Linked DNA regions of Homo sapiens: regions 1 and 2 are each linked to region 3. A link is a contact called in ENCODE Hi-C or POLR2A ChIA-PET data. All regions are on one chromosome and are shown on one strand. The core of a region is the stretch at or near the end of the contact, and the rest is flanking DNA. Distances in the headings are between cores, read along the strand shown.

What was found. Hi-C counts contacts between places; a loop is a spot of excess contacts on that map. ChIA-PET counts read pairs that join two places held with the same protein, here RNA polymerase II (POLR2A). Pooled maps may share reads with other maps.
Region 1: a loop to region 3 is called in a map of Caco-2, with 20 times the contacts of the local background. The contact joins the enhancer-like site here to the promoter of ZPBP in region 3. A Hi-C loop is called at or near these places in 2 of 168 maps with a recorded cell type or tissue (CD4-positive, alpha-beta T cell and Caco-2) and 6 of 50 pooled maps. POLR2A ChIA-PET finds 5 or more read pairs at or near these places in 2 of 52 experiments (CD4-positive, alpha-beta memory T cell and endothelial cell of umbilical vein).
Region 2: a pooled map shows a loop between it and region 3 (5-fold over the local background). The contact joins the enhancer-like site here to the promoter of ZPBP in region 3. A Hi-C loop is called at or near these places in 3 of 37 single-sample maps with no recorded cell type and 8 of 50 pooled maps.

The regions. Positions count from the first base shown.
Region 1 is chr7:50,613,840-50,616,892 of GRCh38, forward strand. It overlaps GRB10 (growth factor receptor bound protein 10), which reads right to left. Exons shown (of 19, transcript NM_001350814.2): 11 at 2,371-2,508; 12 at 931-1,041. Among named protein-coding and RNA genes, the nearest start is that of DDC, 50 kb to the left of the region's middle. Within about 2 kb of position 1,680, at least 5 of the 41 ENCODE cell types and tissues checked have a DNase peak (open chromatin) inside an H3K27ac peak, as active enhancers do.
Region 2 is chr7:50,696,501-50,699,652 of GRCh38, forward strand. All of the region lies in intron 5 of GRB10 (growth factor receptor bound protein 10), which reads right to left. Among named protein-coding and RNA genes, the nearest start is that of GRB10, 85 kb to the right of the region's middle. Within about 2 kb of position 1,378, at least 4 of the 41 ENCODE cell types and tissues checked have a DNase peak (open chromatin) inside an H3K27ac peak, as active enhancers do.
Region 3 is chr7:50,091,495-50,094,526 of GRCh38, forward strand. ZPBP (zona pellucida binding protein) reads right to left here and starts at 1,752. Exons shown (of 8, transcript NM_007009.3): 1 at 1,574-1,752. The coding sequence starts at 1,700. LOC124901630 (a long non-coding RNA gene) reads left to right here and starts at 1,785. Exons shown (of 2, transcript XR_007060321.1): 1 at 1,785-2,236; 2 at 2,321-2,847. RefSeq lists silencers at 1,556-1,605, 1,686-1,845.

The DNA of each region.
Region 1 (3,053 bases), core at 430-2,929, 520 kb after region 3:
TTCCCCTAAGGAGGGGCTCCCCGTATTGTGTGTTCTCGGGATGTGGCTTGGGCTATGGCTCATAAGTCAGCCTACAGGGCAAACTCCAAGCACAACTATTCACTGGCTACTGGATGTGGGCAATGTGGCCAACTTCCTATCCCACAAGGGGCTGTGAAGATTAAGATAATGGATGTAAAACTGTCAGTGGAACATATCATGCACAGTAAGCATTCAGTAAATATCATCTACCATTATGATTATTAATACCACCACAACCTCATCAGGGGAAAAGGAGTGGGCTCTGCCTATAGGTGTGTGCACATGTGTATGTGTGTCTATGTACATGTGTGTATAATGTATGTGTATGCACAAAGGTGTATGTCTATACCTGTGTGTATGCACAAAGGTGTATGTCTATACATGTATGTATGCACGTGTGGGTATGTGCATGTAGATGTGTGTGCACACGTGTGTGTGCATGCCAGCACACACATGCATGCAGAGGGTGGGCAGCATTGTGTCTATTCCTGTCTGACCATCCCCACAGCCAGAGGCCCACACAGAAGCCATCAGCTCACTCAGTACCATGCAGGCAACCCAGGTGACAGGCTGGGGGTCCCCTCCCTTGCCCCACCTCCCCTTCCAGCTACTAGTACTGGGCTACAGCCACAGCCCACCCTTTGATGCCAAAAGCCACCCTCCCTAAAACACTGAGCCCACTAGCCACATTATCCATCCCTGTCTGCTTGTCCTTGAGCTTCTGAGCTACTCAAGGACTGATAGCAGCAAGTGTACAATAAATGTTTTTACAGGAATGGATAAATCCAGTGTGAAACTATGTTTCTGTTGAAGACAATAGAAGCAACAATCAAGTGCTGGGCAAGAGAAGAAGTCAGTCTCCTGTGGGCTGCTGAGCATGCGCGCCGTCTGTGGACAGCTCGTGGGTACCTTTATGCAGAGCCCGTGGTCTGTAGGGGCGTTGTACTGCTTCCTGCCAGCGATCAGGGAGAAGATGTTGCTGTCCTCCAGGTCGGCCAGCAGCTGCAGGTGTCTGGGTTCCTGTGACAACACTGGCCAGGTTAAAGTCTCAAGCACAGCAAAGAGCAAATGTGTTCACCTCTGGTAGACAGAGGGCAGTCTCTGCACACTTACAAGCACTTTCCCCGATGACACTATACATATTACATATGATTATTACGCGAGGTGTAATAAGTGCTAAACTAAAACCAAATTCACCCAGTCTCACCCAAAACACCCACTTCCCCAGTTCTCAGACACACAAGGCTGTTGGAACGTATTTGATACTTCTGGCAAATCAAAGCCCCATGACCGGATATTCAAGATAAAAAGCAGGAGAAAATCTATAACCCAAAGGTCAGAGTTAAGAGCACAGGGCCTGTCTGCCTTTGGTTTGTTGTGAGTCCAGAGTCCAACCGTACTTTGGGTTTTCCCACTGGTAGCTTGCTTGTCCCACCCTTCTCCTCCTCAACTCTCCAGCCCAGCTCTGTTTCCTGCTCTACGAAATACCCTCCCAACTTCAGCACACACGAGGACAGTGAGCGGGCCACACAGCAGAGCTGGGAGGTCAGGAAGCTACCATGCCCTGTGTCAGTTCAAAGCCCCTCTCTGCAGACGCCCCTTCTCTCTGGCCCAGGTGTCGGCAGCTGCTGACTTCCCAGAGCCGGCCCCAACACCTTCCCAGAGCCGGTTCCCAGATGCTCAACACCTGTGCTGGGGTCCCGCCAGCTCCCTTTCACCTCTGCTGGCCAGAGCAAAAGAGACCACAGCCCTCAGATGGTAAGTGCTCAGCCAGGTATTGGGTGGACAAGGCTCCTGCCACAGGGTATATGTGGACAGCACAAGAAGAGAGCAGACAAGAGTGTACATGGGAGCAAAGGAGCCTCCGGCCTAAGCTCTCTTTTGAGGGCCTGCAGCTGTTTTCCATCTCCCACCTTCTTCTCACTGGGGATACATGCAAGCCTGCAGTTTATTTCATGAAATATCTATGATACATAAAGTTACACTGGCATTAGGGTGGCAATAGTCTATCAAACATCTTTACAGCTAGCTTAAATCCCAACTTATGAGAACTAGGCCAGTCTCTGAAGTGATGGGGCAGCCAGGGGTGTCTGCTCCCAACCCGCAGTGGGGGTGGGGCTAGGCAGGTGGGGTTCTTAGGCCTGTATTATTTATTACCTAGTTTCTGAGCGAGACCAGGAAACCTGTGACTCCAAGTTCAGCTGCTGCACAATTAGCTTATTAAGAAGTTGTCCTGAGCTTGGAGGAGTCTAAGGTGCATTTAAAAATGAAGCCCAGGTTCACTCTGAGGACCTGGGGGGAGTGACTGTGGCAGAATTAGGGCTGGTGGTGGTAGCTTTTAAAGCTCACCTTTGAAGTTCCCTTGGTGGAGCAATAAAGGCCAGATCTCCGCAAACACACATACAGCTTTTTCCATGATTTCTTTCCCAGCTCTTTCACATGCAAAAACCCTTGAATTTCAGGACAACTACTGGAGTTCAGAAAATTCTGTTGAAGAACAAATTTTTAAAATCACATAATGCTAATCTAAAATAATTAAAGCAGACATGTTATCAGCATAGCTGACATTTTCTGAATTATTAAAAGACTCCTTTTTGGATCAAAATGAGAGTGTTCTCCTTTCCAAAGTCTTAAAATCCCATCTCAATTCGTGTTGCATAGAACATAATTCGTATTTAAACATATGCAAGCAAATGGACCTTTCCAACACTGGTGATAACACGAGTCATGAATTTCCCTATAAGATAGTGCACTGAAGGATCCAGTCTGATATCAGACTGAGGGCAAGAGCAAGTGCCATGACCAAGTGATTGGGACTCTGGAGACTGACAGTGAGTATGTAGTGGCCACTTTTACCCAGGCACCCCTCCAGTCAAGGGTCACATAAAAGGTGTCATGTGTCCGCAAGTGATGCACCCAGGTGCAGGACATCCTGGTGATGTCCCCCTGTTCCAGCTAACTCTTCCCACAGGCAGCCTTAAGAATAAAGGCTTTATCAAAACAAAACAAAACAAGAAACTACGCTTTTCATC
Region 2 (3,152 bases), core at 128-2,627, 600 kb after region 3:
CACTGCACCACACGGCCCACTAAGCTCATGAGCCTTTGGGAGCTCTCTACAGAGTCAACTCTATCTGCTTTTGTACACAGACTTCAACATCTCTTTTTCAACCCTTTGGGCATCTTTACTCAATTGGGTTCCTGGTGAGAGGCATGGCCAGGAATCTCTGCTTGGGTTATGAGCAGTAACAACAATCAGACAAAATTTGCCTAAAACTGAGAGGCCAAACTTCTAAAAATAAAACTTCACATCTCAAAAATATTGTTAAGGAAAAAACTAAATATAGCATTACCCTACAATCCAGCAATTCCACTTCTAGATACATACCCCAAGGATTTGAAAGCAGGAACTCAGACCCTTGTATGTCAATGTTCACAGCAGCACTATTCCCAACAGCCACAAGGTGGAGGCAACCCAAGTGTCCCTCCCTCAACAGATGATGGAAAAATAAAATGTGGTCCATCCACACAATGGAATATTATTTGGCCTTCAAAAGGAAGGAAATTCTGGCACATGCTACAACATGGGTGAACCCTGAAGACATGCTGAGCGAAGCCAGTTACAAAAGGACAAATAGTGTATGGTCCCACTTACATGAGGTACTAAGAACAGGCAAATCAAGTGACAGGAAGTAGATTAGAGGTTACCAGGGACTGGGGAGAATTATTGCTTAATGGGTACAGAGTTTCTGTTTGGGGTGATAAGAGTTTTGGAAACAGATAAATGGTGATGGTTGCACAACACTGTTCACATGACCAATGCCACTTAATGTACACTTATACAAACGACTAAAATGGTTAATTTTGTTTTATATATTTTTAATAAAGAAAGGTTTTTTCAAAATCGTCAAAAGTAATTCCAGCTATTGCAAAACCACCCCCTTTCAAAGAAAAGTACATCCCTCTCTGCTGTGTGCTGCTAAGAAATGTGGGATGCATTTTTAGCAACTGTCACACAAAAATAAGCTGCTTACATTAGTTAGGAACAAGGTAATAAAACAGGAGCAATAAATCCTCTTTGCCAGATAGCAGTAACAGGTCAAGGAAAGTCACAGCTAATCTTTTATTCTAAACATCAGGTTCCATGCAAGGATCCAGGCCACTCTGGATCAAACATACCATGTAAAGCTACAGCCTATGATGGCAGCATCTGATTATGCCTCGAAAATTAAGGAAGCAGGAAAGAACCGCACTGTATGTTTGTTAGATTTGGTCATAGGTCCCAAAGCATCTCGTTAAAAAGAATCCCCAAAGTTGAACTTGGTGTCAGGCACAGAGATGGGAAAGGGAAGGCACTGACTCCTGTAGGCTGTGCTGTGGGCTGAACCACCCCCACCCCACCCCAGGGAGGGAAGGAGCCTTTGTACCCAGTGCCAGGGAGCTGCAAGCCCCAGGTCCATTCTGCACAGACTCACAGGGCTGTGAACACGCCAAGAGGGAGGATGAACACTCTGCACTTGGACCCACTTAAAAGAAGGATCTGTGTCTTTCTGTTCCATCTAACAGCCCTCAGAGCACAGGCTTCCTTGATTTCCAGCTCAGTTGGTTTCCATTTTTCTTGTGAAATGAGTATCCAGAATCAGACACAAACACATCATGCTTTCCTTTTTTGTAAACTGCCTGCTCATGTTCTTTGCCAGTTTTTCTATGTAATTGTTTATCTTATTTTATTTATAGGATTTTTTTTACATAAACAGGATACTAATACTCTGCATGTTACATGCATTTTTGTATGTACATGCAAGAAGTTACAAATTATTCTCCCAGGCTGAAGTGCGCCTTTCAGCATGTTAAATATCATCTGTAACGTCTACATAGAAATATGTAATGGTAATACAGTCAAATTTACCATTTTCCCTTTATGGTTGTGCTAAGTCTTATTCACAAAAGTCTTTCTTAGCCTAAGAGAATAAAGATTCTCACTATTCATTAATTCTTGTCATTCAAACAAATAAAAGGCATTTTGTTCTTTCACTTTTAATTATTTAATTGGCCTGAAACCAATTATTGTGTAGAATACGCAGCAGGGTTCCATTCCTTGCCACCCCATGTGAACAGTCATGGTTCCTGTAATCTCTGTTCTGCCGTGATTTCACTGTGCTGTATGTTTCCATAAATGTGTGGGTCTCCTTATGGGATATCTATTCTGGTCCTTTGGTCTATTTGTCTGGCCTTGAACTAACAACATCCTTTCTTAGTTGTGATACCACATAAGAGGGATTGCTATCTGATAGTGCAAATCAATCCTCCAAACGCCTTGTTGTTTTTCAAATTTGTCTTCAAATTCTTGAGTTTCACTCTTTCTTATTAAAGTTAGGAAACATTTTTCAAGTCACATGTGACAAAACTGTTAAGAATTTGGCTGCAACTGTATTAAATTTAAAGATAAACTTGAGAAAATGTGACATCTGCACTATATTCTGTCTCCTGATCCATGATCATAATATAGCTCTCCACTTACTCAGGTTGTTTTCATGCTCTGAAACATCCTATAATGCCTGGTAATCTTCCTGAATATACTCCTAGATAGCTTATAATTTTTGTTAATATTATAAGTGGGATTTCTTTTTATATTACATTTCCCAATTGTTTTTTCTTGGCATACAGGAGTACTATTCCATTTTACATGTTGATCTCACATTATATCTGCTTAGAGAATTCTTGCTCATTTTAAAAGTGCTAACATATCTGTGTAAATTTTCTATTTGAATAATTATTTGCAAAAAGACACATATTTCAGTCTTCCTTTCTAATGTTTACATTTTAGTTTCTTCATTTGCTTCTTTTATTACACTAAGACCTCCAGTGACAGCAGGCACTGCTGTCTAATTCTAGATGTTCATGAACATGACTCTAACAGTTTTCCATTATGTATGATGCAATGTTGTAGGTTTTTAACAAATGAATTTTAACAAGTTAAGGAGGTTTCTTTTCAGTACTAGTTGAGTACAAATTTTGTTATTATTTGTTATGTATTATAATGAGTGAAGAGTTGTATTAAATACTCTTCTGCCAGGTGAAATGATTATTTTTTTCCCTTTAATTCTGACATATTCAGTGTGTTCACTGTTTTATGATAGTAAACCACCCCTGCACTATTATAATAAAACCAACTTGGTCATAACATTTGTTTCATTTACATTTCACTTAAAATAAGGTACT
Region 3 (3,032 bases), core at 502-3,001:
AATTAAGGACTTAAATCTAGGACCTGAAACTATAAAAATTCTAGAAGATAATATCAGAAAAACCCTTGTAGACATCGGCTTATACTATAGTTCTTGATACACACATACCATTTTCCTTATTAGATTATAAGCTCCATTGATAGTGGGATCAATGTTTATGTTAACTTATCAAGAATCAGTATCAAACACTATACCTTGCACATTGTAAATATTAAATAATAATTGTGAAACATATTCTGATAGTCTTCATTGTTAAATGAGCAAATGTGATGGGCATAATAGTGTGAGGGGCAGTATAAAAATGCAATAAAGCATTATACCCAAATAGCCTTTAGCAGACAGGAATAGCAAAGTGCAAAGAAAAGGATGTGGTATCAAAGCCAGAGGACTTGAGTTTAAATCCTAATTCTGCCACTTACTGGTTTTAGGAAAATCACTTTAAACTCTAGGAGCTTCAGTTTTCTTATATGTAAAATGGGACTAATAATAATTCCATCCTTACAGTTACTGTAGAAAATGAGAATACTGTATAAATTGTAAAATGCTATATAAGAGGCCTTCACTATTCATCACTTACAAGATACTAACTGCTTATTCTATTTCTTATATCTCATAGGTCTAATCTTATTATTTCATCAAAAGATCACCAGGTAAAAATTTAAAATAAAAACCCTTTCACACCTAATACACGACCACGACCCATATCCAAGAAGCATCTTTCTCCTACATGGCAATTGATGGCTATCGGCTATTCATATACTTATAGAAGAATAATCTTTGGATTCCTGATGCCTGGACTTTGATTTTTAAATCTCTATTCACTCCATTTGTTTCCTTTCTCCTCCCCTATCCCCTACCTACCTCCACAAACCTTTTACATTTATATTCTTGGAGGACTTCTTTTTTTCATTATTCCTTATTTGAACAACTTTTTTCATTTGAAGCAAATCTCTGTGATTTTATCAATTTTGGGTCTAGAATTTTGAGTCTAGAATGCAGCCAAAACCTTTCTAGTTAAATAACAGTTCAATTAAACTTTCACATCCTTCGTCAGTGTTTGTTCATCAGTATCTTACATGTATTTTTAAAACAGTATAGAAAAGTACTTCAATTCTTTAGAGGTCAAAACTTTAAAATCGCATTATTTCCTGTATTTCACAGCTAAAACCAATAGATGGCGCTCCACCATCACGGATAATTTGAAAGCAGCAGGTTGCCTATTTGAAAGACACTGATCTCATCATTACAGAGTTCACACACTGAAATGCAAACCTGGCAGATGACCCATGGACTGAATTGGGGAGTTTATCAACAAAGCAATTTAATTGTAAAACTTCAACTGTGGGTGACGTAGTGATCCATCTATACCTTAATTTCCTGTCATTCACTCCTCTATGCAAATGCAGAGTGACTTTGTACGACTTCCATAAAAAATAAGCCTTTCTTGTCACGTATTAGTGAGCAAGGTGTCTCTATATAAAACGGATGCACGTGACACAAGAAAAGGCAATTCGAAGAGTGGGGGAAGCTGCGGTTGTCCCTGCGGAGCCGGCAGGGCGGCGCGGACCCTCACCTGATGAGGGCACCCGCACCAGGAAGGCGGAGATAAAGAGGAGGATGGCGGCCCGAGAGAGCAGGGAGCCGGCGGCCCGGGTCCGCCGCCTGCCCCGCCGCGCTGGGCCAAGGGCGAAGGCCTCCATCCACACGCCGCCGTCGCCTGCCCACCGTCCGCGCGGAAGGTCGTTAGGCAACGCGCGCCCACCTGCAGCCGGAAGTTGGCGGGCGGAGGACCGGAACAACGGACCTGATGGACGTGCTCCCACTTCCGCCGGGGTGGTAGACTAGGGGTCAGCCTGTGTCTCCACATAGCTGGTGGGGCCTACACGCGCCAACTGTGCTGTGCAGCCCCCGGGCCTTCAGGACAACACAGCCACGCAGGGCATCCTCAAGAACATCAGTGATTTGTCCAAGATCCTAGAGCTGAGAGAGAATCGTTGGGCCCCAAATCCCGTGCTTTTACCTTTGCATAGCGTTTATGATCGAAAAGCCCTTTTTATGAGCCAGGTGGTAGATGTGGGGCCCAGTTTCGAACAACAGATAGTGAGAATGCATGAGTTAAGACGTGTAAAGCCCTCAGTGGACTGCTTTGATCTAGTAATGTCAGCAGATAGTATTTTATGGATGTGTGGAACTTAATTGGGAGATAAATGCAATACACACTTAGTGGGAATTAAAGGTAAGTAAGGCCTTTAGCCTCAGAAAGAAGCTTGATGGAAGGACAGAGGAAATAACCATAGATGAAATTTACTTTCTAAAATAGACCGGAAGATCATCTTATAGTGTCACCTAAATTCAGCAAAACATACAAAACCATCTATCCTGTGTGGGAGACCAGAATATACCTTCTCAAATATGAAGGATTGCTGCCCTGAAGACAAGAACCAGCAGATGCAGGAGAGCTGTCCACCTGCCCTCTTTTTACCCAGAAGCAAGACATAGATTAGAAAGAGAAAAGGTATCCTGCCCCACTCCTTTACCAGGGAGAACAAAGGTTAACCACTGAAGACAGCGTCAGACCCTCATTAGCCTTGAAATGATATCAGAGGAATTAATATTAGCTTTTTTTAAACCATCTTTTGTCTGCTATTTGTTTGCTTAGCCCAAGTTACTGCCTGTAGAGACTCAGAGTCCTTTTCCTTTGTCACATCTCTAAAAATTTCCTAGTCTTTGTTGAAGATGCTATACAAGCTGGAATTCAAAGACGCTTCTTTGAGAACTACTCATTCTCTGGGTGTTCCTCATATATAAATGAAATATATTAATAAACATCTGTTTTTCTCTTGTTAATCTGTCTCTTGTAAAGGATCCATTCTAAGTACAAAGTTATGGGGGTTATTATTTTCCCATACACAGCCTAAGAGGCCATTTATAGCTAGAACTTGTTTTAGAGAAATTGAAAGAGACTCATGCCTCTACTTTTCTGCTGCTGGAAGGATTTACTTAATGGGAGCAGAGCTGTGATAGAAATAAAT